7 separate regions of the Homo sapiens genome follow, and regions 1, 2, 3, 5, 6 and 7 are each linked to region 4. A link is a contact called in ENCODE Hi-C or POLR2A ChIA-PET data. All regions are on one chromosome and are shown on one strand. Each heading gives the region's core, a stretch centred on a gene start or an enhancer-like site at or near the end of the contact. The rest is flanking DNA. Distances are from core to core; before and after follow the strand shown.

Region 1 (4,305 bases), core at 891-3,390, 1.8 Mb before region 4:
GTATTTGCAGGTGACATTGCTAACTGTCTGAGTAACTCAATGAAAGCTTTTTTTCTGAAAAAGTGAACATTTTTGTTTACATAATCAATTGCTTTTCCTCAATATATCAAAAATTTTATACCATTTTAAAATATGTATGGGAGGGGGAAGATAATACAAAGATATGTTGAATGGGAAAAAAACTGGCCAAATTAGTATTTCATATCATTCATGGTAAGATAATAAACTTTTTTTTTAAAGATGTTGGATGTAAACTAGTATATTAGAAAGCAAACCACTCTCCTTTGTTCAAACAATGATTACCTTAAACCCTGCTGTATTTATTAAAATATTTTATTAACATTTTTAAAAAGGAGGTAGAAAAGGAGAAACAGAAAAGTTGCAAATAGGGACAAATAAAAACAAATTCTGAGATGGTATATGTCAATCTGACAATATCAATAGTTATGTCAAATATTAATGGACTAAACCCAAGCTCTAAAATAGCAATCATCAGCTCAGGGGAAAATGCCAGCTCAAGAGTTCCTTTTCTCTTGAGGGAATAGCTTTTAAAAATTATTTCCTCTGGTGCAGACTCTGCAGTTTGTTGGCTCCTGAAGAAAACTAAATATAGAATTACAAAAGGATCCAGCAATTCTACGCCTTAATATATACCTGAAAGAATTGAAAGCAAGAACTCAAACCCATACTTGAACAGTAATGTTCATAGTAGCATTATTCACAATAGTCAAAAGGTAGGAACAATCCAAAAGGCCCATCAACAGGTAAACATAAAGAAAATGTGGTGTATATATACAATGAAATATTATTCAGCCTTAAAAAGGAACAAAATGCTGATACATGCTACTTAACATGGATAAATCTTAAAATTACTATGCTAAGTGAAATAATCCAAACACCAAAGGACAGATTATTGTATGATCCCACCTATATAAGGTATCTAAAAGGGCAAATTCATAGAGACAGAAAGTAAAATAGAGGTTACTAGAGGCTAGGAGCAGGCGCGGAATGGAGGTTATTGTTTAATGAGTTCAGAGTTTATGTTTAGGATGATGAAACAGCTCTGGAAATGCAGAGGTGATGGTTGTACAATATTGTAAATATGCTTAATGCCACTGAATTCTATTTTAAAATGGTTAAAATGGTACATTTTTATTTATGTGTATTTTACCACAATGAAAAATTGGGGAAAAAATCTGACTTCCAATTATGTCCTCTACTTTATGCTGTAGTTATGCTTTAAAGCATTTTTTCATATTTTATTCAGGCATGGATATACTTTGCCATATTACTGAAAGTGGCAGACAGACAGCTCTAAACATCTTTTAAGTTTTTTCTTTACCTAATTTTCTTTCTTGTATGCACAAGCTTACATATACTTAGTCCAGATATCACTCCTTCCTTTCCTCTCTCTGCCTCTCTCTCTCTCTCCTCTAATGAGTTATCTTCACTAACCCTAATTCTTCTTCCTTGCCATTCAGGCATTCCTCATTACACTCTAATCTCACTTCTGCAGTTCCACTCCCCTTCCTCTGTAGCCATTAATCATGCTTCTATAGCCATAGTCAAAGCTAATGATGACTTTTCAGACTTTATCTTAATTGACTTCTGCCCACACTTGGCATTGTTGATTACAGCATCACTTTTTAAACACTCTTCAGCCTTGCTCTCTGTAAAACCATACTCTCCTGGGCTTCCAACCTCCAATTTCACCTTCTAAGTCTCCTTCACTGGATCTTTTTCCTTTTCCTCAGCTCAACCCTTAAATTTCCATACCTCCTAAATTTCTATTTAAAAATATCTTTTAGTTTTTACTCTAGGTGCTCTTCAGGAATATTTCATCTACTTTTTTGTTTTTAACTATCACCTCTAACAGAATTCACCAACTGTTGCCTATTGGCCAAATGCAGTACCCAGAAAAGAGAGGTCTTATTGTTGTTTTTTTAATTTGATGCCTTAGATAGGATTTGTAATGTCTAGTTTGTCATAGTCTCCATGACTCCATATATGTTTATACTCCCTATATTTTCATATCTAGTTCTGATGTCTTCTTTTCTCAGCCTTGGGTCTATAAATTCAATTACCAAATAAATGTTTTAACCTGCTACTGCCCTTAAGAACATGTCCAAAATTGAATTCATGCTCCTACCTGACAAACCTGATCTTCCTGTTATTGTCCCTTAGTTGAGTGGTAAATTTTATTGTTAGTTCAAGTAAACATACCTAAACCTGGAGTCATTCTTGACTTTAGATAGAAGATATAAAGAAACAATAACGAGTTATCCAATCTTGTCAAATGTATGCTGCAATAACTCCAGACCTTAACTGTGCTGCTTCATCCTTGTAAAAACCTCATTTTAGGTACTCATGACCTTTCACCTAGATTATTTAAATAGTGTCTTAATTTGTCTGTCTACTTGCACTTTTGCCATCCTAAAAATTGTCCTCCACGTTGCTTCTAAAATTACCTTTCTAATATGCATTTTTTTCTTCTCTCCTTTTCTTAAAAGTCTTTAATAGCTTCTCATTGTTTACAAAATGAAGACCAGTTTCCCTAACTGTACCCATCTGTCTAGCCCATCTCCTGTAATTCTTTGTCATATATATTATATCTCAACAATTCCACATTATGTAAGTTTTTTTGTACGTATAGTTCCATACCTGAAACACTCTCTTCTTGTGCCTGATAATTTATTATTCAAAATCTGGCTCAGGTGTGACCTCCTCTCCTCATTTTATCTGAGATTGTCCTCCCTATAGAGTTATTCACCTCATGTAATACCTCTATTTTTTGGATATATTTCTGTTATTACATGTATCACATGTACTATATGGTTTAAATTTTTCATATGTCTTTCATTGACGTATACAGAACTTATCATAAAATTCACCTTTTCAAAGTGTACACTTCAGCAGTTTTCAGTTTATTCAGAGTTGTACAACCATCATCATTATCTAATTTCAGAACATTTCATCACCTCAAAAAGAATCCCCCATATCCATTAGCAAACAATCTCTAAACCCGCCCCCCCCCCACCTCCCTGCCTCCAGCCCCTGGCAAACACTATCTATATTCTGTTTCTGTAGATTTTCCTATTCTGGACATTTCACATAATTAGAATCATGTAATATGTGGCCTTTTGGGCCTAGATTCATAACGTTTTCAGAATTCATCCGTATTGTAGTATGGATCCATACTTCATTCTTTTTAATGACCAAATAATATTCTGTTATATGGATGAATTTATCTATGTTTATACGGTCATCGACTGATAGACTTGGGGTTGCTTCTGCTTTTTGGCTATTATAAATAATATTGCTGTGAATATTCATAAACAAATTTATGTGTGGAGACATATTTTCAGTTCTCTTGGATATATTCTAGGAGTAGAATTATTGGGTAACGTAGTAATTCTGTGCTTATCATTTTAAGGAACTGCCAAACTATTTCCCAAAGCAAAGACATCATTTTACATTCCCATCAGCAATATTTGAGAGTTCCAGTTTATCCATATCCTTGTCAACACTTGTTATTACTTGACTTTTTGATTATAGCCCACTTAGTGGGTATGAAGTGGTATCTCACTGAGCTTTTGTTTAGCATTTCTCTTATGACTTGTTAAGTTAAACAGTTTTTCATGTGCTTATCGTCCATTTATATATCTTCTTCAAAGAAATCTTGGTTTAAATAATTTGCCTATTTTCAAAATTGGGTTGTTTTTTCCTTTCTTGTTAAGTTGTAATAATTTTTATGTACTCTTGATACAAAACGCTTATAGACATATTATTTTCTCCCATTTTGTGGGTTGTCTCTTCACTTTGTTGATTGTTTCCTTTACTGTACAGAAGCTTCTTAACTTGATAAGATCCCGTTTGTCCATTTTTCTTTTGGTTGCCTGTGCTTGTGGGGTATTACTGAAGAAATCTTTGCCCAGACCAATGTCCTAGAGAGTTTCACCAATGTTTTCTTATAGTAGTTTCAGAGTTTGAGGTCTTAGATGTAATTCTTTAATCCATTTTGATTTGATTTTTATATGGTGAGTGATAGGGGTCTAATTTCATTCTTCTGCATATGGATATCCAGTTTTCCCAGTATCATTTATTGAAGAGACCGTCTTTTCTCCAGTGTGTGTTCTTGGCACCTTTGTCGAAAATGAGTTCACTAGGTGTGTGGAATTGTTTCTGGGTTCTGTATTCTGTTCCATTGGTCTATGTGTCTGTTTTTATGCCAGTACCATGCTGTGTTGCTTACTGTAGCTGTGTAGTATAATTTGAAGTCAGGTAATGTGATTCCTCCAGTTTTGT
Region 2 (4,296 bases), core at 1-2,500, 1.8 Mb after region 4:
CTCACCCACCACAGCCACCATGTCCCGAGGCTGGATCTGGAAATCCTCCCGGAGGACTGTGGGGAGGATGGAAGGTGACACGGAGCAGGGCCCAGGCCTCTTCTCTCTCCCTTATCACTCTTGCCCCCTTCTGCTTTGCCCACCTTCCTGGCCTCCCATTTAGGGCCAGCCCCGCCCCAGCTTGCCCTCCCAAGCCTTCCAGCCCAGGCCTCTGCTCACAGGTATCCCACTGACCTCTCAGATGTTCCCTTGAACATTCAGCTCAGATGTCTCCACCCAGGTTTGCCCCACCCTGAAGCTCCCCTCCCAGGCCTCACCAGCCACAGACAGCCGAGCGCCTCTGCTGACTGCCGTGCCAAGCCGGTTGCTGGCCTCACATGTGTAGACACCCAGGTCTGTGGACAGGGCCTGGCCATCGTGGGCATGTCCCCGGGCAGGGGGCTGTAGCAGCAGAAGGGTCCCATCAGGCAGGAGGTGGTGTGGGTCTGGGGGCACCATGCTCAGGGGCTGCCCATTCAGCAACCAGCGGATGGTGGGAGGTGGCTGGCCTGAGGCTTGGCAGCTCATCCTGGCAGGGCCAGGGCCCTGGAACAGCTGGTCCTGGGGGTGGACTAGGATCTGGGGCGGGGAGTCCTGAGCCATGCCTCCTGGGAGGGAAAGGGAGCAGAGCCCAGTCTGATCACCAGCAACACCCCAAATTCCTGGCCCACCCCTCATCTGTCTTCTCTTGTGTGCGAGTTTGCCAGAAAACCTGTAATCTGAACTACTAAAGGTTGCCTCCCAAAGAACAAGCCAGCTAGGAGGAGAGAGGGCCAGCATGCACAGCATCCAGGCCAGGGCTTGCATAGCATGTTCGCTCTCTCTCTCTCTCTCTCTCTCTTACTTTCTCTCTTTCTTTCTTTCTCTCTCAGTCTCTCTTTCCTTCTTTCTCTCTCTGGTGTGTGCGCACATGCACAAACACACATACACTTACACACACTCATCATCATCATCCTCATCCTCATCTCTGGTCCCCCCACTGCAAAAGGGAAGCAGGCAGTCAGCAGGCCCCTTCTGCCCTGAGCAGGCCTTGGATGGAGGAGCATGGGCCAGGAGAGGGAGAGCAACTCACCCATGATGAGCAGGAGCAGCAGAGGCAGGGAACCCCTGCCCCCCAGGAGGCTGTCTCCTCCAGAGCCCATGGCTACTCTCAGCCCTATGTCCTTGTCCCGAGCACTTTGTCCTGCTGCTCTGAGCTCACAGTGAAGAGGGAAGGAGGGGCGGGGTGGGCCGGTGGTGGTTGTTTGTGACCGAGACTCTGCCCCAGGAGGGAAGCGGCTTTGAGGAAACCGATGCTTCCTGCCTGGCCCTCAGTGCCTTGGAGAACTGGGAGGAGACCAGAGGCGAGAAACTCTCTGACCTCGACCATTTAGCTATAACCCCCGACCCTAACTTCAGCGCTAAGCTTTATCTCATGATCTACTCGGGGATTTCTTACAGGGTATCCTTACACTAACCAAAACTCCGATCAGAGCCTTAATCCTCTATTTAAATCTTATCCCTGGATCCCAATCCTTATCCCTTTGACACCTGCTAGAGAAGAGTGAAAACCCCAGGAGTCTCAGGACACAGCAAGAAGCTGAAGACAGAGGGCAGTGGGGCTGCAGGCTGGGGAGGCTGAGTGAAGTGGAGCAGGGGTGGATTGTAACACCCTCATCCATTTCCCCAGTGCCAGATGGACCAGGAGGTGGCGTAGGGTGGGAGACAGGAAGGACTCAGCATCTGGGACAAGCTGGGAGATTACCACAGGGTGTGTCCATATTCAGCTCAGAGATGGATGAAATAAGCTTCTGTGGAGAACTTGGGCAAGTCAGTTTCCTTCTCTGTAAAATGGAAATAATAATAGTAGTTCCTACCTTGAGGGATAAAGTAATGATGAAACACATAAAGCATAAAACCACTGGCATCCAGTGCCTGACTCATTATGAGTGATCCGTAAAGCTGAGCCAACATTGTGTATTTCTTTTTAGGCCCATCCCATCACTGAAACTATTGGAGGATCCTCGGCAGGAGTATTTTTCAGGCCCTGGAAAGGTGGTTGGAGTAAAAGACCTTTTAAGAGTCTTTCCAGTCCCAAGAGCCTGTGTCCATATATGTAGCAGACAGGCCTTGCAGGTTTTGAGCCTACAATGTCAGCTCTTGCCCGCTGCCTCCTTTCCCCCACAACCTAGACAGAGGCCACACTCCCCTGTCAGATCCCAGCTCATGTTTACTGGCCTCTTCCTTCCAAATCTGGAATCTCAGCCATTTCCTGGAGCTGTTCCCGGAAGGCCAAGGCCAGGCTCTGGGGCTCAGCGGAAGAGTATCCAGCCTTTGTTCCCAATTGTTCCTGGCCAGCTTCTCTGCAGGGCCCCTAACCCAGCTGACGCCCTCCCTTCCTCCCCCTTCCCATCCTGGCTTCGGTGCCAGCCACAGACTAACAGCCTGCCAAGTAGAAGTCTCCTTCACTCCTCCTCTTTCCTCTCAAACTCAGACCAATACTGACAAAGACAGAACTGGAGCAAGGAAACACCATGGTCTCTACAAACTGGGGAGTTTGCAGAGGCTAAAGAATAGGCAGAGTGAAAGTCATGGAGTGGCAGAGCTGGAAGGATAGGAATTGGGGCCAGAGAACAGAATGTCACTACCCTTGGCACCTCTAATTCTGAAATCCCAAATTCTGTTCTCTGGCCCCAATTCCTACCCCAAATTCTGTGGGTGTATCCTTACACTAACCATAACTCCAATCAGAGCCTTAATCCTCTATTTAAATCTTATCCCTGGATCCCAATCCTTATCCCTTTACCACCTGCTAGAGAGGAATGAAAACCCCGGGAGTCTCAGGACACAGCAAGAAGCTGAGGACAGAGGGCAGTGGGGCTGCAGGCTGGAGAGGCTGAGTGAAGTGGAGCAGGGGTGGATTGTAACGCCCTGGTCCATTTCCCCAGGGGCAGATGGACCACTAGGTGGAGTAGGGTGGGAGACAAGAAGGACTCAGAGCGTCTGGGATAAGCTGGGAGATTCCCACAGGATGTGTCCATATTCAGCTCAGAGATGGATGAAATCAGCTTCTGTGGAGACCTTGGGCAAATCTGTAAAATGGAAATAGTAATAGTAGTTCTCTGTAAAATGGAAATAGTAATAGTAGTTCCTACCTTGAGGGATAAAGTAATGATGAAATACATAAAGCATAAAACCACTGGCATCCAGTGCCTGATGCATTATGAGTGATCCGTAAAGCTGAGCTAACGTGTATTTATTGTGGGGCAGGCAGAATGGAGTCGAGTTTATGGGGTCAAGGATCTGTGGGGCCAGAGTGATGAAGGGGAGATTCATGTGACACTGAAGTCAGCTGAGGATGAGACAGGAAAGGATGTGGTGGGATTGGAGGATTTACTGCACAGGAGGCCAATTTGGGATTTCCCAGGTACAAAGCCTCCAAGACTGTCTGACTCCCTGACTATCAGCTTATCAAGAATGTCACTGTCAGCAGTCTGCTTTTAGTCTCCTCTGCTTCTACATTGGTTTTGGGGACACTAATTAAGTGCTCGCTAATGTTTTAATGCCAACTGGATTTTACTCCAGTCTCCACAATCCAGAAAGACGCTAGGTTTCCCTCAGGGGAAAATAAGGCAAATCTCAAAGGAATTCCAATCCATCACTAGCCCCGTCCTCAGCAGGGTGAGAAAGGAGAGGTGAAACGGTCTGTGTGCACCGCAGGGACAGAGCCCCAGAGGCTCCTGCAGCCCGAGGAATGTCCCCTGCCCCACAGTCACATGCCCCGTGCCTGGAGATCACCTTCAGCAGAGCCTCACCCTACTCCCAGGTTTTGGAGAGCTAGGTGCTAACACCTGAAGGTGATTGGAGGGGCAGATTCCTCAGTTGTTCCTGCAGGACACTAGAACTTTTTCTCCAGGGCACTCAGAGTGACATGCGGTGGTGGCCGAGGGGACTTCCCAACAGTAGGGTATGTCTGGATGGCTCCCAGAGACTGCAGGGCTCATTTCCAGCAACCTGGTGCATCCGCATCCTCATTGTCTCATTTCCACAAACTAAGGAAGAGCCGACTGCATGAGTCATGGGGATGATGTGGCTTGGTGGGAGCCGCCCCAATTGCTATTTCAGAGAAGCTCTGTTCTGGGGCTCTGGTGATGTGCTGTCCTGGTGACCAGTTTAAGCAGTGCCTTCCTTCATCCCTAGTTCTGGTGTTTTGTGTTTTCTAACTCCCCCTTCGTTGCTTGTAAGAGGGAGAAGAGAGGGGAAGCACCAGGTGCCCTT
Region 3 (4,159 bases), core at 33-2,532, 1.9 Mb after region 4:
TACAGAATCCAACCACTTATCATCATCTCCACCACTACCTCCTTGATCCAAGACATCACAATCCCTTAACTGAATTATTGCAATAGCCACCTAATTGGTCTTCTTTACAGTCTATTCTCACTACAGCATTCGGAATTATTATTTTTTTAATTTTGTCACATTATGGTGTTCCTTTGCTCCAAACCTTGCTCCAGTGGCTCCCCATCTCAACACCTATGGTGGCTTACGATGTTTGATCGGATTGCCTGCTTGACCTACTGTCTCAGCATTCTTCCACTCTCCCTCTGCTCCAGTCACACTATCCTCCTGACTTTTTCTCAACCAGGCAATGCTTCCACCTTGGGGCGTTTATACTTGCTGTTATATCTGGAACATGTTTATAAAGCCTCCGTTGAAGAGCACAGTGGCTTCTTCCATTAACTCATTTAAGTCTTTGCTGAAAAGTATCTCAGTGCAGCTTCTCTGGACGTTCTAATATTTCATCCCTCCAATCCCCACCCTGCCCACCACACTCCCTATCCGCTTTCTTTGCTTTTACTCCACATCACACACATTTACTTACTCATTGTTTATTCGCTTATTTCCCCTCACTCTATTGTGAATTCCCTGAGCAGGGATATTTGTTTCGTTCATAGCTATGTATCTCCGGTGCTTGGAACAGTACTGGTTTATAAAAAGTTAGTAGTAATGTATGTTAATCGAATGAATAAATTATCCTACAGAGATAATTGAGTGTCTCTGGATTACAGCAGAGCTTGCAGCAGAGAGGGAGACCACTCAACAGGCCGTGATGTCCAAATATAATAAGATGTATGAAACAGTACTGTAAAATTAGCTGCACAAAGGATCCGAAAAATTTGTTAGCTTAGTTTGTTTCTCCAGGAAGCCGTGCCAGGCTCGCCTCCCTCTTTCATTCTTTTCCCGTGATTCCCTCTACTGGGACTCCTGACCCTCCTAGTCGCCAGATCACAGGCCCAACGCATCCCTTTCCGGAGGGATTTAGGAAGTCTCGGCGTTGGTCCAGGAACGACAGTCCCACCGCGCCTCACATGGCGCATTACCCAGCGACTCCGCTTACCCACACGTCCCCGCCCCCTCAGCCGGACAGGAAGAGGAAATGACGATACCTCGGGCGCTCGAAACTCCACCTCTCACGCCTTCCCAGCTCCGGGAGGGGACGCGGGCTCCGGAAAGGGCGGGCATAAGGCTACGGATGGGCGGGACGGAGCAGCCCACCGCAAAGTGGCGGTCTACTTGAGGCGGTTACCTTAGTACTCCGAGTAGACTGAGTCTGTGGCGAGCTGCGGGCCGATTCCTGGCCAGTGCCATCTCAGCCGGAGCAGGCCTCGGGGCCTCAGAAGCAGGCTTTTATCTGGCCCGAGGCTCCCAGCCGTTCAGCGCGTCTTCCCATAACCTATACCGATTATTGGGACTCTCGGCTGCAGACACAGGTCCCCGCCCCTCCCTCTTTCTCCGGGTTGCAGCTGTCATTCCTCCCTTCCCGCCTCGCTGCGCCCACAGCTGAGGACAGTCTTCGTTCTCTCATTCCCATCCTTTCTCTTCCCTCTCATCGCCATTTCTTCTAGAAGGCAACTTAAAAACCTTTCTTTGCCTCTTTATTTCTTCCCATTTCTCTTCCCTTCTTTTCTTCCTTTTTCTCTAGAATCCGTGTGTTTCCACTTCATGCCAGGCTTCTGCCTCCAGGGCTTCTCTCCTTTTCACGGGCCTGTGGCTCATGTGTTAGGAGGTTGAACTTTTAATGCAGTCATTTGAAGATTTTAAGCTTTTTCTTTCTCCTAATCAGGAGTCACAGATGCTGGGAAGTATGGCCCGAAAGAAACCTCGAAATACCTCAAGGTTGCCCCTGGCTTTAAACCCCCTGAAGAGCAAGGACGTGTTGGCAGTGCTGGCTGAGAGGAACGAGGCTATAGTACCAGTTGGGGCATGGGTGGAACCTGCCTCACCAGGTAGTTCGGAAATCCCAGCATATGTGAGTGTCAGTTTGATCCAAATATGGTGGGGTTCCCCACCACCCTTTTTATTAGCCTTCTCTAATCCTGGGTGCTTAAAGATGAACAGTCCGAGGATGCTGTTTCTATTCTGCCATAAATAGTTTATGCTCTTGCATTAGGATTATAGAACAAGTATTTGCCAAAACTTGACTGCAGCTTTAGTTGGCATAATCAAATATTTATTACTCACCTACTATAATATATAGAGCATAATCTACATGGAACAGGTTATATAGATATATATCTGTATATCAGTTTACTTCAGACTCTTGATTGCTTGTTATGCCCAAGACATAAGCACTATCTACATCTTCCAGACACTGCAACTTAGTATGGATGATAGTTGGCATACTTCAAGTAACATTAATTGGTTGCTTAAGGTTTATGATAAATTTTGTAATGAGGATTCAGGCAAAATGGAGTAATAGAATAAAGGAGAAAGAGATGAACTCTGATAATCTGAGAAAGTCTAACTAGAAATTCCATGGTTTCTGATAGTCTTTCACCAAACTGTGCCCCTTAGCTATTTGTTCAAATTTAACTTGGCACTTACCACATTGTGTTATAGTAGATTGTTTATATATCTTTTCCTGATGCAGTGTGAGCTCCTTGAGCGTAGAGAACAAATGTCATTTATCATCACATTCCCACTTTTATCTTAAATACTGCCTAATCAATATAGACACTCATGAAGTATTTATGAAAGGCACAAAATGTCTTCTGTATGTGTAGACAAGGTGCTGAACATGGATGAAAAAAGGATGAGATATGTTCCCTCAGTGTACTTGATCTCAGAAGAGAAATGAGATGTGTTTAAATGTTAAAGTAATGCAATATACTATATTCATTTTATTTATGTTTGCACATATGTATGTATATTCATTGATTTATTCCTACCCTGCCTATTTCCAAAAAGGATTTTAAGAGTCTAGGTGGTATCTCTATCTAAGTTCTAAGAATATAATGCTCAATCAAGAAGCTATGACGTTGGGTTGATGTGACCCAGGAAAGTGTAATGAAGAATTTGATCGGAGAAGGGAAGGGAATGATTCTCCTATTAAGGAGAATGAGGAGAGTAAGAAGTAAGCAAGGTTCAGGATTCTAAGGGTAGATTAGATCGATTGGAGTGGAAAGCTTAGTAGGAGAATGGTTGCTGACAGGATTATGGAAAATAGGGATGGTAGAGTACCTTAGGAAATTTTGGAGAAGGGATTGACTTTGTTTAATATTTACAGGTGAATGTCATGATCAACCAGTGTTTTCTTTAGATGAATTGCTTCAAAGGTTTTGAAGGATAGGGAGTGATTGGATCCTGGGGATAAATTAGAATATAATTATAATAATTTAAGCATGGAGTATAGCATCGAAACTTTGTTAGTGGTAAGAAATAGAGAAGAACAGCCTTGAAAAAGGATGATTGAAGTGCTTGAGCCCACGAATTGTAGGCTGCAGTGAACTATGATCATACTACTGCACTCTAGCCTGGGCAATAGAGTGAGACCCCATCTCTGGAAAAAAAAAAGGAGTGGAATGAGAAGGGATGAATGCAGGAAACACCCCACAAGACTTGGTAAGATTTGGTATAAAGATATTTTGGTATTTAAGTTGTTGACACCTCTTTGTAATTGCTCAAATTACATCTGTATAATATCAGTAGTGTCAACATGCCTAAAATTTGACACCATCAAACTTTTTCTATGTTAAGAAGTATTGACTATCGTATTCACACACATTAACTCAAAATATTAAAGTCTTGGAACATGGATAAACATATCTCCTTTTCCTGATTTAAAAATTTCTGATCAGTTCCAGCCAAAGGGAGTTTGATCAAGCATCTAATAGAACTCCTTATAGCTTTAGCATATCTAGTCTGGGTATCCACCCTTATTAACGGATATAGCTCTGTCAGCTCAAAATAAATGCTGAATAGTTACTTCTAAAGCTTGGCCCTTAGATCATGTCTGTTCTAAAGGGGAACTTCTACTCATTTTTCTCCCCAAAATTTCAGGGGGCCATCAGGATTCCTAAAAATGTCATAGCTTTAGACTACCTCCCCCCAATAATTATTAATAAATTAGCATCAAAAGACACTGCTGTTCTATCATCATATATGGGATTGCATTATTTTATAATTTGTTCTGGTTACC
Region 4 (3,756 bases), core at 8-2,507:
TAACAGTTCATAGGTAGGTGAATTCAACTACCATATAGGTAGCAAAGGTTCAAACTTCAACCTCCTACGTTATCCAGATTTCAGCCTGAAAGGTTTCTACAACCTGTTTTATAACAGACTTGATAACAAGTCTCTCAGCTCAGTTTTTCTAAAATCAAAAAGTTCCCTCCTCACGTTTCATAAACTTTTGTGCTTCCTAGCCCTGTTATATTTGTTCTGTCATTTAAAATTAGGAACTCACCAAAAACTGTGTTGGTGGGGTTCATTGCAACTTGATTCTTTGCGGCATCACCGATCAACCGTTCAGTGTCCGTAAAGGCGACATAGCTTGGAGTGGTTCGGTTTCCCTGATCATTGGCAATTATCTCGACTTTTCCGTGCTGGAAAACACCCACACAAGAGTAGGTGGTGCCAAGATCAATACCAACTGCAGGTCCCTTGGACATGGTTGCTGAAAAAAAGAAAAATCTGGTTTAAAAATTCAATTAATCAAAATATTTCCCTCATCCCTTAACAGAACACTTAACCAGGAAAAACGTATGGCCACTGCCAAGAGGTAATAGTGCCCATCACCTCCTGTCTAAGCACGCGCGAGGTCCAGAACTAGTGCTGCAGTCCAGGTTGCCGTGCCAACCGCAGCAGAGCACGCCCTAGATGAAGGACCCATCTACCCAGACGGCGTGGGGCGTTGCTCAACACGTGGTCTTACCCCGAACTGAGCACTGTCTGTTCCCCTCCCTCGCCAGGTGCCAGTGCCCCCGGGAGTCAACGGGCTTTTAACTACTCCGGAATGTACCCCCATACTGGAAGCACGCCAAGAACAGCTCTGAAGAACCACGGTGGGACTGGACTAAGCAGGGAACTGGGTGAAAGAAAACGCTGGCTCCACTTCCCCGCGCGCCAGGCAAACCGATGCAGCAACCCTCCCCCGCCACGCGGCCGCCGGGCGTCTCCCAGCCTCCCCTGGGGCCACTGCGGCCCACTCCCTACATTTCCGTCCTGCCGGCTGCAACCAAATACCGCTGCCATCCCACCGAAAACTGAGGCCCTTTAAGCCGGTAGAAGGAGCCGCACACTCGCCTCGACGAGATTCTCAGAACCCCCAAGCCTCAGCAAGCCCAACAGGCCTGTGTGGAGGCTGCACGCTCCCAGACCCACAACCCAACTCTTGAGCAGAGGTTTTACCTGGGGTGTAGGCCTGGCTCCAATAACGAAGGAAGCCACAAAAAACCCAAGAGCTGCAGGCGAGTTCAATGAGACCGGTTTCCGCCCGCCACCCTGCCTCTTATACCCTATCTTAGAACCTTCCAGAAGGGGCCCGCCCCTGCTGCCTGCCATTACGGCTTCCCCGGCCAATAGACGCCCGGCTGCCCTTACAAGACCCAATCACAAGCCCGGCTCCACTCCTCGGGCCTCGCCCCCTTCCGCACCCACCCCACCGCGCTCCGCCTCACGATAACGCACTCACCGCAGCGTTCTGGAACTTTCAAGCTCGCCCCCGCTCTCCGGACGGCCCCGGGGAAAGGGAGGGTGGGGCGCAGCGAGTCCGCGCGCGGGAGTCCTCAGTTACCCCGGGCGGGGGAGGGGAGCGTCCACCTCTACGCATGCGCCCCCAGCTTCCGCGGGAGGGAGGGGGCGGAAAAAGGAGGAGGAAGAGGGGCGGGCAAACTTGGAACTAACCAATGATAGCGGCGCTAGCCGGGATCTTGGCCGGCACAGAACTGGGGGCGGAATCGCGCGGGGCCTGAAGGGAGGGGTTTGGGCGCGGGAGCCGGGCAGGAGAAGACGGAAGTGGAGCGAGGACAAAATGGCTGCGAAGGTTGTTGCTCCCCTCCCCCACCCACGTCCGAATCCTCCTTTCCATGCCCCACCTTCGTGTTCCAGACGGGCCTCTAAGTGCCCCGGGTTTCGCGAATCTGTATTTCATAGCGTGGCTTTGGACAAGGGCTGACCCCGAGGGGCTGGGGCGAAGGTTCCGGCTTCAGGGTGCCACTAGGGCTGCTCGCTCACGGCCCCCCAGGATTGGGATTGGAGGGAGCCGCCAGGCCGCCGCGGGGTGGGGCGGGTTAGCTCGGCAGGCCTCCCAGCACCTGCATTTCCCTACGGCAACTGTCGGGAGGCAGCCCCCGACGCAGAGGTTTAAGGGGCCCGGCTTTTCAGAACCGCCTCAGGACGCGGTCGTGTCTGGATCCCTCCGCGGAAAAGAAGGCGAAACCGCTTCTCTGAGCCCTGACCGTTAGGCCCCTTCCCACCTCCGTCTAGAACAGATTCGGCTTCTTGGCTCAGTCCTTCCCCAACTAGCCCAAGCCCTACATTTCCCCGTTGTTTATAAAATAAACAGGTTTAAATGGTGGCGAGTGTGTTCTTGGTTAGGTGAACCAGGCATTAGGAATCATAGGTTCCAGTAGCCGTGCGTCCTTGATTTAGACTTTCTGAACGTTTGTATTTTCAGTAACATGAGGTGATATCTTTCCTGGTTTGACTTTCATCAAAAATTAAACGACAGACCATACCGACGCTTTGAAAACGTGACTGAGCTGGTGCACAAAACAATGGTGCCTAGAATTTTGAATTGTGCAATGTTGTGCATGGCCGCGGATATGTGGGGCCTTGTGGTTCCAAGAGCCTGTCTCAGGTACCTTGAACACTCCCTGTATCCTTTCAAGCAGGCGAGGTAGCTGTTATTCCTATTTAGTAGATAAATAGGCACCGATGGGGGAAAAGATTTTTTAAGGCTACACCAAAAGAACTTTTAGTAGCAGGGCTGGAATTAGAAGGTCTCTAGACTGCGAAAAAGGCTGTCAGAAGAGCGAGGACATCTTGTCCTTGTCAAAGCCAGTAAAGGGTAGAGACAGACTCAAACATATGAAGAATTTCCTTTTCATATTTTCCTTTTGGGGAGGAATGTTGGCTTAGAGTTCATGGAGATATATTCTTAGCCTCTCCCACGTCCCAAGAATTTAATTTTATACAATGCTTTCACTACATACAAAATGCTTTCATTTGTCATTTAATCATCAACACAATTCTCTAAGGTGTGTATTATTCATCCCCATATCAGGGGAAAAATGCAGCTCAGAGATAATCATTTGTGGGAAGATAAGCAGCTGGGTAAGCTAGAATCAAATCTAGCTTTTTTTTGGTTCAAGATTTGTTTTATGTTTTTTGTTAGTTACGCTACAGTGTAATTTCCTTCCTGGAAATAAATTGAACTCAACTCCAGAAAGAGTTAAGATATGTACTGTGAGCCACTGTTTTCAGTTTCCTTTGGTATTTGGAACCCCCAGTCCCCCACGCTAACTGCTAGTAATGTTATCTGGAATCTTTCTTTTCACACCCCAGTGCCTAGAGTTTAACAAGCACAAATTTTAAACTACACCCTGTGCTGTATTTTGCGTTTTTGTAATTATTTTAATCATTGAATAGTGGAAAATAGAATTGGGGCGCACATCCACTTGTTTGGGATATCCCATCCAATAGCAGTGATAAAAGAAAGCAGAACAAATAACCTCTGTTTCTGGTTACTCTCAAAACGCGTTCTGGGACTTGGGCTATGTCTTATTAAATGGAATGATTTACCGTTTATATATTTAAAGCTCAGAATATGATAAAGGTCCTGTCTCCACCACTTCAAACGCACAGGGTTTCAAATGACACAGTTAAGATCTAAAATTAAAGTTTGGTTGCATGGGACTGCAGTGGAGCCTAGAGCCTAGGACTTCTGACTGGATAAAAGGATAATGATTTAACATTTTT
Region 5 (4,227 bases), core at 334-2,833, 1.6 Mb before region 4:
AATAAAGTTCCAGGACTGGAAAGACTGTGACCAGGATTGTAGGGAAAGGTAAGTATGTAAGTCAAGGCTTTCTGTTGCAAGTGATAAAACCCATTTGGGACTTTCTTAAACAAATAACAGAATATTTTCATCCCAGAGCAAAAAGCCCTCTCCCCCTTCAGTTCCAGCTGGAAAAGGGCTCTGATTAGTCAAATTGGGTCACTGCCAATTCCTGGGTGGGGAAGTCATAGTTGGGTAAGAAGAGGAAAGAATCACCCAGATCACACGGACAGAGGAGGGAGCAGAGTATCACCAGGAGAGAGGTGAAGGTGTGGACATAGGCAAACAAACATAAAGGTGCCCTGCAGAGAGTGAGCCACAAAGTCAAAGACAAACACTAAATATTTTATTCAGTTATTGCACATTTATTTCTTTAGATGGGGTCTTGCTATGTTGCCCAAGCTGGTCTCAAACTCCTTGCCTCAAGCAATCCTCCCACTTCAGCTTCCCAAAGTGCTGGGATTATAGGCATGAGCCACTGTGCCTGGCCTTCTAGGGATTATTATTTAAAAAAAAAAAAAAAAAAGGAAGGTGTAGAGAGCACTCTAATATTCTAAGAATAGAGTTGTTAAGACAGCAGCAATGCTAGAAAAAAATTTTAATTGGCTAATGAGTAATATATATACTTTTTTTTTCTTTTTTGAGATGGAGTCTTGGTCTGTTGCCCAGGATGGAGTGCCAAGGCATGATCTTGGCTCACTGCAACCTCCGCCTCCTGGGTTCAAGCAATTCTCATGCCTCCCAAGTAGCTGGAATTACAGGCGTGTGCCACTACACCTGGCTAATTTTTGTATTTTTAGTAGAGACAGGGTTTCACCATATCGGCCAGGCTGGTCTCGAACTCCTGACCTCAGGTGATCCACCCGCCTTGGCCTCCCAAAGTTCTGGGATTACAGGGATGAGCCACCACGCCTGGCCTGATAGTTTTTTTTAAGGGAGATAAACAAGTAATGAAGAAACAAGAAAATGTTGAGTGCATTGATTTTTTAATTGATATCTAGTAAGAATGCAATTTAATATTTTGTGATGGGAAATAATTATAATTATTTAAATACATTTTAAAATGTTATAAAATCTGTGCTAATAGTGACTTGATATCTATTTGAAAAAGTGCTTTGAAAATTAAAACAGAATCAACTTATGATTACATGACAGTGGAAAACTATTGAGGCATTGAACACCTGGATGAAGGGTTCTCCTGTGCTGGGGGCTGTGGTCCTACTGCCTGGGCGGCCATTCTAAGGAAGAGGCACACAAGAGCTCATGCTGTGGGTGGACACGCTGGCTACATTTCTCATACACTGTTTTCTTGAGCACTGGGGAAACCCAGAGGAGGACACTTCATTTGTCCAATTAAAGATGGGATTTCATTGAGTGCTGCCTCAGAGCCCACAGACCACAGGCCCAGATGCATTCACAGCTGCCCAGAGCCAACAAGGTGGCTAGAATGTCAGCAAGAGGGGACACCGGGTGGTTCTAGTTTCCTTGTGGTTGGAGTCTGTTGAGTTAACAGCCCAAATCTGACCACACAGGCTTGGAACAGTGTGCAAGGGAGCAACCGAGAGGAAGTTAGCCAATGTTGGATCCGGGCCAGTCAACTTCTAAGAAAACGTGCCAGCAAGGGGCAGGGCCCTTGCCGAGAAGAGCTGGGCTCCTCTGGCTGTTTCTCATGGAGGCATAATTCAGTGGTGAAACCAATGCTCCCACAGGCCCCACACAAATGCTTCCTGCCCCTCCAAGCCTACAGAGCAATTGCTTTGCCTGAGGCCTCTCAAGTTGAAGGAAGATCAATAAGGCTGTCTGATAGATAATTGTGACTTGGAGCTCTTTGGATAGCTTGTCATGTTCTCTCGGAGGGCTTTGGCTTTGTTTATACAAAATGGGAAAAGGCTGTTAAACATTGAAACTTTTGATATTTTACTTTCCAAGAGGAACCACTATGGGCATTTAAAAACTCAGTCAGCAAATATTTATCAAGCAGCTTCTATCTGCAAAATACTGTGCTAAACTGTTGCAGATTCACAAGCGTGCTGTAATTAAGTTGTACACATGAGATTAACTATTTACAAACAATACACCTATGTTTATATATCAAATGAGTATTGTCATCTTTAGAACAATTATTTCAGGAGATAATACTCTTTTTTTTTTTTTTTTTTCTGAGATGGAGTCTTACTCTATTGCCCAGGCTGGAGTGCAGTGGTGCAATTTCAGCTCACTGCAACCCCTCCTCCCGGGTTCAAGTGATTCTCCTAGCTGGGATTACAGGCACACACCACCACGCCTGGTTAATTTTCGTATTTTTAGTAGAGACGGAATTTCACCCTGTTGGTCAAGCTTGTCTCGAACTCCTGACCTTGTGATTCTCCCACCTCGGCTTCCCAAAGTGCTGGGATTACAGGCGTGAGCCACCACACCCGGCCTTCAGGAGATAATATTCTTAATCCAATGGTGTTATCTGCGTAGAAAGTATTTTTAGAACATCTTTTCTTTGGGCATCACCTCAGAGCCTATGGTTCATTCTTTTGAATATGTTCAATGTTGCGAAGCCACTGAGAGTAGAGGCAAGATAAAATTGAGGAATATATTTTCTGATTTTAAAAAAATAAGTCCACACAAAAACATATGTGAATATTCAGAGTAGTTTTATTCATAATAACCCTGAACTGGAAACAACTCCAATGTCCATGCCTATGCAAAATGTGATAATATCCATACAATGGAATATTATTCAGCCCTAAAAAGAAATGAGGTACTCATACATGCTACTGAGGTAGATGGACTTGTTTTCCAATCAGACCCTTCTGATCAAAACAGGATGTAGCAGAGGAACTGGCGGAAACCAGCAGATGGTGACGAAAGCAACCTCTAGTTGCCCTCACTGCTCCTTAGCATAAAGACACTCCCACTAGTGCCAAGACAGTTTACAAATGCCATGGTAACGAGTGGGAAGTTGCCTTACATGGTTCCAGGAACTTCCCCGCCCCTTTTCGAGAAAATTCTGAATAATCCCATAATTAGCACTTAGTTAAGAGTAGGCAAAAATATAGCTGGCCAGCAATCTGTGACAGCTGTGGCAGCTGTTGCTCCTGCTTGGGACTGCAGCTGCTGCTGCTGCTCTAGGCTGCTCTGTTTATGGGACAGCACTGCTCTGCCTATGGAGTGGCCACCTTGCTGTACACTGCTGCTCTGGGCCACTCTGTCTACGGGTTAGCCCTGCTCTGCCTACGGGTTAGCCCTGCTCTGCCTATGGGTTAGCCCTGCTCTATGGAGCAGCCATTGTGATGTACACTGTTGCTCTAATAAACTTGCTTTCTTTCACTGTCAGCTGATTCTTGAATTCTTTTCTGAGTGAAACCAAGAACCCACCAAGCTAAGCTCCAGTTTTGGGGTGCATCTGCATCACTACAACATGGATGAACCTTGAAAACATTATGCTAAGCAAAATAAGCCAGTCGCAAAAGATCATATATGATAGGATTCCATTTATACGAGGTATCCAGAAAAGGCAAATCTATGCAGACAGAAAGTAGACTAGTGGTTGCCCGGGGCTAGGGATGGGAATAGGCGATGGAGGTGTTCTAAAATTGGATTGTGGTGAGGGTTGCATACTTGTGACTTTACTAAAAATCATCTAATCGTACACTTAAAGTGAGTGCATTTTATTATATGTAAATTATACCTCAATAAAGCTTTTTTGAAAAATGAAATGTGGCTAGACATGGCTCACTCGTGTAATTCCAGCATTTTGGGAGGCCAAGGCGGGCAGATCACTTGAGGTCAGGAGTTTGAGATCAACTTGGCCAACATAGTGAAACCCAGTCTCTACTAAAAATACAAAAATTAGCCAGGCATGGTGGCTCATGCCTGTAATCCCAGCTACTTGGGAGAATGAGGCAGGTGAATCGCTTGAACCCAGGAGGCGGAGGTTGCAGTGAGCCCACATCGCGCCACTGCACTCCAGCCTGGGCAATAAAGCAAGACTCTATCTCAAAAAAAAAAAGGAATATGATGATTATAAAGTATAAAAAATTGATTTTGGGGTGACATATGAACCAATTCTAAAGGCAAATGGAAAGGGTTAGAAAATTCTTCCCTCTCAGAGTTCTAAAAATCAGTTGAGCAATAGCAGCATCCTGAGAATGAATGTGCATCGCCTCCCAGGGTGACTGACAGCCAAGTCTCATT
Region 6 (4,198 bases), core at 31-2,530, 1.7 Mb after region 4:
GAGCTTCCTAAGAAACCGCAGGGCCTCAAGCCAATCTAACTCTGGAGGCATCGACAATCCAAATTCCAGACCAACTCTTGGCCAAGCTAACTTTTATGGTGTACACTAACTCCGCGGTAACAATACACAATCTGGCTACAATCAAGCCTTTCCAATTCTCCAAAGCATCTCTAGTCTTACTCGTCCTTCGTAGCTCAAGATAGAAGCAAAGCGACTGACACAAAGGCCAGTCGTCCCAAGGCGCTTTTTCTATGGCTCCGCTACGGCCACTTATTAACTATTCCTAAACTAGGGGCTCAATGCCCCCCCCTTCTGCCCTTCCTCAATCCTGCCCCGGCCGGTAAGCCTCTGCCTGGGAGCCCCTCCGCCTGGAACAAAGCGAGGGGCCCCGGCGGTGGGGGCAAGAGGCGCCAGCGGCACGGGGACTGCCGCACGGCGCACAATGAGAAACTACCAACTTCAGAGCGCAGGAACATCTCAATTGGCAAGAAAGAGGGGCGGCGGCAGGCACGCCCAACTTCAAACTCAGGAAACCTACGGGCTGGCGGCCATCTGGGAAAAAGCCCCCTTCCCAGGGAGAGAAGAAAAAGGCGGAGGAGATGCGAATCGCCCACCGGGCCCCGGAGGAGAGCCCTGCCCTCAGACCGGCCCCCGCCCCCGAGGCCCGCTTCCCCGCCTTCTCTCTGCCTCTGGTTCGCTGCCCCAGGCCGGGCGGCCGGTTACCTTGATGCGCTCCCGGCACTGGGACGGGGTCCGCTCGTAGCCCAGCTCGGCCAGGGCCCGGGACACGCGCTCGTACATGGCTGGCCCGGGGGCCTTGCTGCCGAACACCGTGCCGGCTCCCTCCAGCTGCTGGTACCGCGCCTCCACCAGCCGCTCGTTGCCCCACACTGCGATGAGCGCGTTCGTCTCGGCTGGCGTCCACGACATGCCCCGGCAGGCGGCGGCGGCGGCTGCCGCAGCCCCGCCACCGCCGCCACCAGGGGAGAAGGAGACCGAGGACGAGGCGGCGCTGCGGCCCCCCAGCCCCAGCCCGAGACCCCCGGACGCCGCTGCCCCCGAGCCCGCCGCACTGCCCGGCCCGAGCGGGGAGGCACCCCGAGGCGTGGAAGGGTCGGACAGCGATGGATTTCCGTCGCTCAGGCCACCAGGAGAAGCCGGGGAAAGCACCTCCATCTTCGGAATTTTTAGCGGCGAGTTGGCGGGCAGCTCCGAGCCACAGGGCGCAGCCATCTTCCAAGCGGCCGCCGCTGCACCGCCCGGAAGTGACGCGCCCGCGCATCCGGCCACCGCGGTCTCCGGGGCTGCCCTCGGGCCTGGCTCGCCCGCGGGCGGATGGCTCCGGGTCTCTGCTGCTGAGGATGTGGCTGCCGGGCGGAGGTCGTCCACTCCCCTGGGCCTTTCTCCGCGAGCCCTCCCACGCCGCCCGCTCCTCTCCCGGGGCGAAGGGCGGGGACGAGGCGCGCCGAAGCCCCGAGCTGAAGAGAAGGGTGGGGGCATGAGGGCGCTGGAGTGAGGAACAGATTGGAGCCTTCCCACTTCCTCTCCAATCTCAGCCCCCGGGAGGAGGGGTGAGGCCCTCGAGGGGGCCCGGAGTTAAGGAGGAATAGACCGTTTCTCTCTCTCCTGTCTCCCCCGCCTCTGCCCGTCTTCCCTCTAAGCCGGCCTCTAGGTGCAGAGGCTGACGTCCAGGATGGGGACCGGGGAAGCCTCTGGAGGGTATATCCGGGAAGGCACCAAGGCTGAAGTGAGAGCGGTTCTGGGGAAGGCTTTAAAAAGCAGATATGGACCAGGGTAGAGTTCGTACGCTGTAGCTTTTCAAGAACACCGATCTCATTAATTAAAGAACAGCAACTATTTAATTCCAGTTATAAACTATTGTTTTCCAGTTAGTCTGGGTAGGTGTGGCCGTTTGTAGAATAGTTAGATTACATTAGTCTATTGCGTTGGTACAGTTGTCTATAGCTTGAGCATATAAAAACTCCTGAGCCCAGCAGAAAAGTTACTTTCCAATACCAGTCTCCATCCTCCGTGCTTTGGAAGTTGCATCGTTTTCCGGTTTTTCGTACTCAAAGAACACTGTCAATTATGACAGCTCTGTGACCTCTGGTAATGAATTAGTGTATTAGTCACTCCTGAAACGTTCCTTAAAGTGCTGGAACTTAACAGTAGCACAGCACATCCAGTACACAGCTGTACCGTATTTCCATATTTTTCAAAGCTGAAAATCTTAATTGGATATCTTGGATCATTAACTTAAAACCTCAGCGGATTTTTCTTTCAAAGCAGACATAACTGAGGATGCTGACCAATGAATGCAAATAAACTATGCAATATTTTTTAAAATAACAAATGTATGTTAGTTTTTTTTAAGCTGAGGTCAACTATGTTTTGGGGGGTATGTGCTTTTTTAAATTATTGTTTTATTTCAATCGATTTTTGGGGGTAACAGGTGGCGTTTGGTTACATGAATAAGGTTTTTAGTGGTGATTTCTGAGATTTTGGTGCGTCCGAGCAATGTACACTGTATCCAATGTGTAGTCTTTTGTCCCTCATTAGCCTTCCCCTTACCCCTGAGCTCCCGAGTCCCCAAAGTCCAATGTATCATTCTTATTGAAGACAGCTAAATTTTTAACTCTGAGACTCACTGGAGAGAATGACTGGTTGTCTTTGGGTGTTACTGAAAAGCCAAAGGATTAAGCAATAGGGATAAAGTAGAGGAGGAGATAATTGTTCTCGTATGTCATATGAAAATGCTAACCATAGTTTGTAAGCTAACAGAAGAAGCCTGAGGAAGTTCCCGAATTTATGATATCCTCTTCCCTTTTTTCCAAAGAAAGATGCAGTCTAGCACCTCAGTTAAGAATATGGACTCTAAAGTCAGACTGCCAGGCTTCAAATTCCAGTTCTGCGACCTCAGCAAAGTTACTTAACCAAGCTCTCAGTGCCTTGTTTTCTTCATCTGTAAAATGAGGATGACGTCACAGCATTGTTGAGAGAATTAATACAGGTAAAGTCCTTAGAACGGTGCCTGGTTCACAGTAAACATTGTGTGAGGACTGTAAAAGAATCTGAAACATCTATCAAAACAAAATTAACTCTCATTCAGCCCAGTGATAAATGTTTTAATGTCATAAGGTATTTGGTGTGTATGAAAGGGAGAGTTGTGCCTAAATCATATACTAAATCAGAGATTCCAAAGAGGGGTGTGTGTGTGTGTGTGTGTGTGTGTGTGTGTGTGTGGGAGACAGGGTCTCACTCTGTCACTGAGGCTGGAGTGCAGTGGTGTGATCTCAGCTCACTGCAACCTCTGGTCCCAGGCTCAAGCGATCCTCCCACCTCAGCCTTCCAAGTAGCTGGGACCACAGGTATGTGCCACCACTCCCGGCTAATTTATGTATTTTTTGTAGAGATGGGGTTTCACCATGTTGCCTAGGCTGGTCTCAAACTCCTGGGCTCAAGTGATCCTCCACCTTTGCCTCCCAAAGTGCTGGGATTACAGGCATGAGCCACTGCACCCAGCCCTCCAAAGAGTTTTTAAATTACCACTTTAACCTTCTGTCATTGTCCCACAAGTCTGAAAAACAACAACAACAAAAACCCCTCCTCCTATTATCATGGGATCCTCGGGATGTGGCTTTGCCAGCCAGAAATCTCTGTGGCTGGTGGTGCCTTTGCCCAAGTTTTGCTTGGGCCCACTAGGTTCCTTCTGCCCACTCAGCCTGGCAGGCTGCACTCAGCTCATGCTACCAGCCCAGATCCCACACCTGCCAAGGGTAAGCCAGGCACAGAGCAGCAAGGGGTGCATGAGCGAGCAAGTGTGGGGTCTGGCCACTGCCCACAGCCAGGCACATCAGCTATGGCAGGTTGGGCAGCTCCAGGAGCCAGCATGGGCACTGGCTCCCTGTGAGGTTGCGGCTGGACCAGGCATACCACGAGCAGCTTCTGCTGATGGTACCAGGGAATGTGGTGGCTCCCAGAAGCTTGGCGACACCAGGAACTGCAGAGTCCCAAAGAGGGTGTAAGAGCCCTGGTTCGGGGAGCTCCTAGGTCTGGACTCCCCAAAGGGCCACAGGCAGGAGAATCGCTTGAATCTGGGAGGCAGAGGCTGCGGTGATCCGAGATGGCACCATTGTACTCCAGCCTGGGCAACAAGAGCGAAACTCCGTCTCCAAACAAACAAACAAAACAAAAACAA
Region 7 (4,292 bases), core at 1,671-4,170, 1.6 Mb after region 4:
GGCTGGAGATGCACGGTTACCATGAGCAAAATGCTCTAAGAAAAGAATACAACGCCCCAGAATTGCATAAGCAGGTTGGCAGCCTGCTGGAGGGAAGGGGGAGGCACATGTGTGGGAGGGCCTTGTCTTGGGTAGGTGCTTCATATGGAACCAAAAAAAGGAAAACCACAGACATAAATAAGAGCTAAGTAGAGAGAGGGTGGGGGTAGGGGAATGGCTGCAGCTTGCACATTTGTGTGCAGTCAGTAGTCCATAGGCTAGGGGAAATACCTTCCCAAGTCTGTCTGTTTTCACCAACATACACTTAGTGAACATCTTTGTGGATGACTCTGTGCTGGGCTAAAGAGTTTTAGAGGTGGAAAGGATCTTCATAATCGTAGTATAAACACGCTACTTACTGATCAAGAAGTATAATCATATTACTGATCAAGTAACTGAGACCAAAGCAGATGAAACAATTTTTTAAAATAGCTTGCATGTTCATTAGTTAATTCAACAAATATTTATTGATGCCTACTATTTTAAGCATTGGGGATATAACGATGAAAAAATAATAATAATAATAGCAGGCAAAAATCCTTGCCCACAGGGAGCTTCCATTCTACTAGAGACTTTACCTGTGGCAGGCACAGTGCTAAACACACCACAAACATTAATGTTCTTTGGTCTCAAATCACACAGTTTATGACAAGTTAGAAAACAAGTCACTTGATTCCAAAGTTGAAATTCCCACTTTGCCGAAATTAGATACTTGTGGCAAATCAAAGAAAAAATCATATTCCTCATCTTTGTAAAGTTTAAATTCTAAGTTCATTAGAGTAGACAGTGGAACATCAAGGAATTGTGCAATGGACAAAAAAAAAGAGAGAGAGAATGAGAAAGAGAGCAAGGCTGGTCATTCCTTGTGCCAAACACAAGACACATACATTTACCATTTGATTTCTTGTTTGTTTGTTTTTTTGAGACAGAGTCTTGCTCTGTCACCCAGGCTGGAGTGCAGTGGTGCGATCTCAGCTCACTGCAACCTCCGCCTCTGGGGTTCAAGCGGTTCTCCTGCCTCAGCCTCCCGAGTAGCTGAGATTACAGGCATGTGCCACCACACCTGGCTAATTCTTTTTTTTTTTTTTTTTGATATCTTTAGTAGAGACGGGGTTTCACTACGTTGGCCAGGCTGGTCTCGAACTCCTGACCTCATGATCTGCCCACCTTGGCCTCCCAAAGTGCTGGGATTACAAGCATGAGCCACCGCGCCTGGCCAATTTTTTTGTATTTTTAGTAGAGACGGGGTTTCGCCATGTTGGCCAGGCTGGTCTTGAACTCCTGACTCTAAGTGATCCGCCCACCTCAGCCTCCCAAAGTGCTGGGATTAAAGGTGTGAGCCAACATTTGGATTTTTTAGGTCTTCAGTTTTTTCCTTCATTTGGGGCTGGAGTAGAAAAACAGGAATTAGTGTTATGGGGAAGAGAGGGCAGTGGTTGCCTCTGGTGAGGAGCTCCGGATGCATTGGCGAGGAGCACAATGGCAGGCTCAATAGACTGGCAATGTTCTAGTTCTTAAGTTGGGTACTGCTCTCATGGGTGTTCATTTTATTGTGTCATTGTTACATATAATTTTGTACATCTCAAGCATTACATGGTAAACATGGGCACAGGGAGAATGACTTAAAGGAAAAACGTCAGGATACGCAACCAAGTAGAGTACTAATGAATGAAAAATGTGATCAATGTTAATGAAGGTGATGTAACAATAAGACCCAAAGGAGGAGATAAAATACTGACACTAAAATAAACAGCCTTTAACTGAAAACCTAATAAAATATCTTTTCCCCACCTCATAAGATGGATCTCAAAGGTCACTGAGTGGAGATAAGAGTCAGGAAATGGCATACAGAGTGCTAGCATTTTGCACTTTTGTTAGACTCTGAACAATCATTTATGGGCTGCAGTTTGTCTGAATCTAGGTACTTTTCCGGCTCTCAGGTAGAGCAGGAGTCATTTTTCTGCACGCTGTTCTCCTACCCCAACTATCATTTCTTAACAGGGATCTCTGGGGTCCACTCTTTGAGTGTTTTGAAACAGAAAGGAAGAAATCCAACATTATCACTTTAGTTTGCATTATCAGACAGATTGCACCTTCTGCTTTCTCCATACTGTGACCCAGTGTCCAGCCTAGGGTATTCGAATGGCAAGATCTGACCTGCGCAACAGCCAAAGGGAGCCACCAGCCTCCCCTATGCCACTCACATTTTCCCACCACCAATATCTGTAAGCGGTACCAGAAATCAAAACTGAGCCTTAAATAGTCAGAGCTAGTGAGGGGGTTGTATTTCTTAGCCCTGATAACCACTTAAACGAGTAAAATTTAATTCCCCTAAGGAACCCCGCCTGAAGCAAACCCTCCCCAAGGGCACCACTGAGGGGGTAGCGCTGAAATGTTTTGGAAGATTCAGTCACCTGTTTCCAAATATTACCTAACTAGCTTCGCCTCCTTCCCTCCGAGCTCCCCTGCAGTTACTCCAGGACCCCGAAGGCCTCTTTCTGGGCACATTTGGGCCTCCCCACTCAGACAAGCCGCACTTTCTCCCTGCTCACAGGCTGCATGTCAGGGATGGTAAGTGGGGGGTGGAGAAAGTGGAGAGGCCGGGGTTCAACCCAGCAGACTCCTGCAGACCGGGCCTCGGTCGGAGACGCGAGCCCCTAGCCTAGCTAGGTTCCTTCGTCGACCTTGAGAAAGGGGCGCGGATCCGTGTCCCGCAGAGGACACGGGGTCTCGGAGCCCGCACAGGCTGAGGGGCAGGGGTCCGGCCGAGCCGGGCCGCCTCACCTGCACTTCTGTCGGCCCACAGGATTAATGGCAGCACCAGCCCGAGTACAAGCCCCGGCGCGACCATGCTTGCAAGGATCTGACCGCCGCCTAGGACTGGGAAAGTGGGTTCCCGGCAGGGGCGGGGCCTGGGCGGGGGCGAGGCCGACTCCACCCTTTTGCAGTCCTCGCAGCCTCCCGCGACCTCAGGACTGGGCTGTACTCGCCCCTTCTCGGCCGCCGTAGTTTTTTTTTTTTTTTAAAGAAAAAACGGTTACCCAGCAACTAGAAAAACAACCGGAACCGGCGGCACCAGCTCGGAGAGAAAGGAGGTGAGGCCGCTTCCCCACTTCCTCTCCGATACCAAGACCTAGCCTTTTCCCTTCGTCTCTCTTATTCTCTCAGCATCCCAGACACAGCCTCGGAGCCCTGGGCCGTTTGGGAGCCGAGGCAGCCCATTCTGCGCGAGTCTGAAATCCCAGGTCCTCAACATCCCGCCCCCGACTAGACCCGTCTGCCCCCTCCGCCCGCCCTCCTCTGCCCACATTGGTTCAGAATCTCGCCAGCTCTTTTCACCACTCTAGAATGGTTCGATACCCCCATCTACTGCTCCCTCAGAAAAAGCAAAAGAGAGGAGTCAGGCGTGGTGGCGCGCGCCTGTAATCCCAATTGCTCGGGAGGCTGAGGCGGGATCATCGCTGGAGCCCAGGAGTTCGAGGCCAGAGACCCCCTCTCAAAGAAAAAAAAAGCGATGAAACGAGAACCCTCCATAGTCTGAGCCTCATTAAACCGTCCAGTTCTCCCAACCTGGACCCCTACCACGGCCTCCGCCTCTATTCCGCATTGACGCACACTCTCACATTAACAGGCCAGGTCCCGGAGGATTCTTTTCATACTCAGTAGTAGCTCAGCCCGCTGCTTAGCAGCTACCCTTAATCTAGCCCTTGTATTTCAAGACAGAAAGAGACAACCTGATCAAGAAGAAACCGAAAAATATAAGAATTCTAAAACTTTAGAGGCTGGGATTTCAAAATCATGACACACAGCCCCATCCCATCCCATCCCTCCCTCACACACACGCACGCACAACCCCATTCCACAGTACGAAGGTGTTCGAAGCATTGTGGGTCATGCTTCAGAAGTGGCAGCAAGGGGAAAGATTGTGCAACTTCTTCATTCAACAAATTAATTTCTAGAACCAGGACTAATTTCTACTCTTTAAAAAAAAATAGACCTCAAAGAAGGTCTTCTCAGCAATTGACAATGAATTTAACTTTTTAGCAATCATTCTCTCTAAATTCCTGTGTGATAGCAAAAATTACCCTTACCTTTTGAGCATATAAAGGGTAAAGAGAGAAAAAGTCATATTGAAAATTATGGGTTTTTTGCAGGATTTTAAATGATTTGGCCTAGTGAATGGGTCTGTGTTTGTATTATACTAATTCACAATGGAGATTTCAAAACTCTTTGGAAGAAATGGATGGGCTTGG

The links. Hi-C counts contacts between places; a loop is a spot of excess contacts on that map. ChIA-PET counts read pairs that join two places held with the same protein, here RNA polymerase II (POLR2A). Pooled maps may share reads with other maps.
Region 1: POLR2A ChIA-PET joins it to region 4 with 13 read pairs in Caco-2. The contact joins the enhancer-like site here to the promoter of HSPA8 in region 4. A Hi-C loop is called at or near these places in 1 of 50 pooled maps. POLR2A ChIA-PET finds 5 or more read pairs at or near these places in 2 of 52 experiments (Caco-2 and T-cell).
Region 2: a loop to region 4 is called in a map of endothelial cell of umbilical vein, with 11 times the contacts of the local background. The contact joins the promoter of ROBO4 here to the promoter of HSPA8 in region 4. A Hi-C loop is called at or near these places in 1 of 168 maps with a recorded cell type or tissue (endothelial cell of umbilical vein). POLR2A ChIA-PET finds 5 or more read pairs at or near these places in 2 of 52 experiments (BJ and activated T-cell).
Region 3: a pooled map shows a loop between it and region 4 (16-fold over the local background). The contact joins the promoter of CCDC15 here to the promoter of HSPA8 in region 4. A Hi-C loop is called at or near these places in 2 of 37 single-sample maps with no recorded cell type and 12 of 50 pooled maps.
Region 5: a loop to region 4 is called in a pooled map, with 23 times the contacts of the local background. The contact joins the enhancer-like site here to the promoter of HSPA8 in region 4. A Hi-C loop is called at or near these places in 1 of 37 single-sample maps with no recorded cell type and 5 of 50 pooled maps. POLR2A ChIA-PET finds 5 or more read pairs at or near these places in 1 of 52 experiments (activated CD4-positive, alpha-beta T cell).
Region 6: a pooled map shows a loop between it and region 4 (21-fold over the local background). The contact joins the promoter of MSANTD2-AS1 here to the promoter of HSPA8 in region 4. A Hi-C loop is called at or near these places in 2 of 37 single-sample maps with no recorded cell type and 10 of 50 pooled maps. POLR2A ChIA-PET finds 5 or more read pairs at or near these places in 1 of 52 experiments (AG04449).
Region 7: a pooled map shows a loop between it and region 4 (11-fold over the local background). The contact joins the promoter of SIAE here to the promoter of HSPA8 in region 4. A Hi-C loop is called at or near these places in 3 of 37 single-sample maps with no recorded cell type and 12 of 50 pooled maps. POLR2A ChIA-PET finds 5 or more read pairs at or near these places in 1 of 52 experiments (IMR-90).

What each region holds. Positions count from the first base shown.
Region 1 is chr11:121,255,956-121,260,260 of GRCh38, forward strand. No RefSeq gene overlaps it. Among named protein-coding and RNA genes, the nearest start is that of SC5D, 35 kb to the right of the region's middle. Within about 2 kb of position 2,141, at least 2 of the 41 ENCODE cell types and tissues checked have a DNase peak (open chromatin) inside an H3K27ac peak, as active enhancers do.
Region 2 is chr11:124,896,615-124,900,910 of GRCh38, forward strand. ROBO4 (roundabout guidance receptor 4) reads right to left here and starts at 1,251. Exons shown (of 18, transcript NM_019055.6): 1 at 1,112-1,251; 2 at 318-647; 3 at 1-56. The coding sequence starts at 1,181. All of the region lies in intron 1 of LOC107984406 (a long non-coding RNA gene), which reads left to right. RefSeq lists an enhancer at 1,144-1,766.
Region 3 is chr11:124,952,920-124,957,078 of GRCh38, forward strand. CCDC15 (coiled-coil domain containing 15) reads left to right here and starts at 1,283. Exons shown (of 16, transcript NM_025004.3): 1 at 1,283-1,451; 2 at 1,805-1,990. The coding sequence starts at 1,814. It overlaps CCDC15-DT (CCDC15 divergent transcript), which reads right to left and starts at 1,072. Exons shown (of 3, transcript XR_948134.3): 1 at 563-1,072. RefSeq lists an enhancer at 943-1,486.
Region 4 is chr11:123,060,879-123,064,634 of GRCh38, forward strand. It overlaps HSPA8 (heat shock protein family A (Hsp70) member 8), which reads right to left and starts at 1,258. Exons shown (of 9, transcript NM_006597.6): 1 at 1,186-1,258; 2 at 242-451. The coding sequence starts at 446. LOC124902775 (a long non-coding RNA gene) reads left to right here and starts at 1,784. Exons shown (of 2, transcript XR_007062927.1): 1 at 1,784-2,653. RefSeq lists enhancers at 1,007-1,176, 1,737-2,006 and a silencer at 1,327-1,716.
Region 5 is chr11:121,415,813-121,420,039 of GRCh38, forward strand. No RefSeq gene overlaps it. Among named protein-coding and RNA genes, the nearest start is that of SORL1, 34 kb to the right of the region's middle. Within about 2 kb of position 1,584, at least 27 of the 41 ENCODE cell types and tissues checked have a DNase peak (open chromatin) inside an H3K27ac peak, as active enhancers do.
Region 6 is chr11:124,799,148-124,803,345 of GRCh38, forward strand. It overlaps MSANTD2-AS1 (MSANTD2 antisense RNA 1), which reads left to right and starts at 1,281. Exons shown (of 5, transcript NR_103862.1): 1 at 1,281-2,109; 2 at 2,837-3,010. It overlaps MSANTD2 (Myb/SANT DNA binding domain containing 2), which reads right to left and starts at 1,259. Exons shown (of 4, transcript NM_001308027.2): 1 at 724-1,259. The coding sequence starts at 1,233. RefSeq lists silencers at 182-261, 662-901, 942-1,611 and an enhancer at 838-1,445.
Region 7 is chr11:124,670,819-124,675,110 of GRCh38, forward strand. It overlaps SIAE (sialic acid acetylesterase), which reads right to left and starts at 2,921. Exons shown (of 10, transcript NM_170601.5): 1 at 2,824-2,921. The coding sequence starts at 2,890. SPA17 (sperm autoantigenic protein 17) reads left to right here and starts at 3,086. Exons shown (of 5, transcript NM_017425.4): 1 at 3,086-3,134. RefSeq lists silencers at 2,857-2,976, 2,949-3,107 and an enhancer at 3,017-3,196.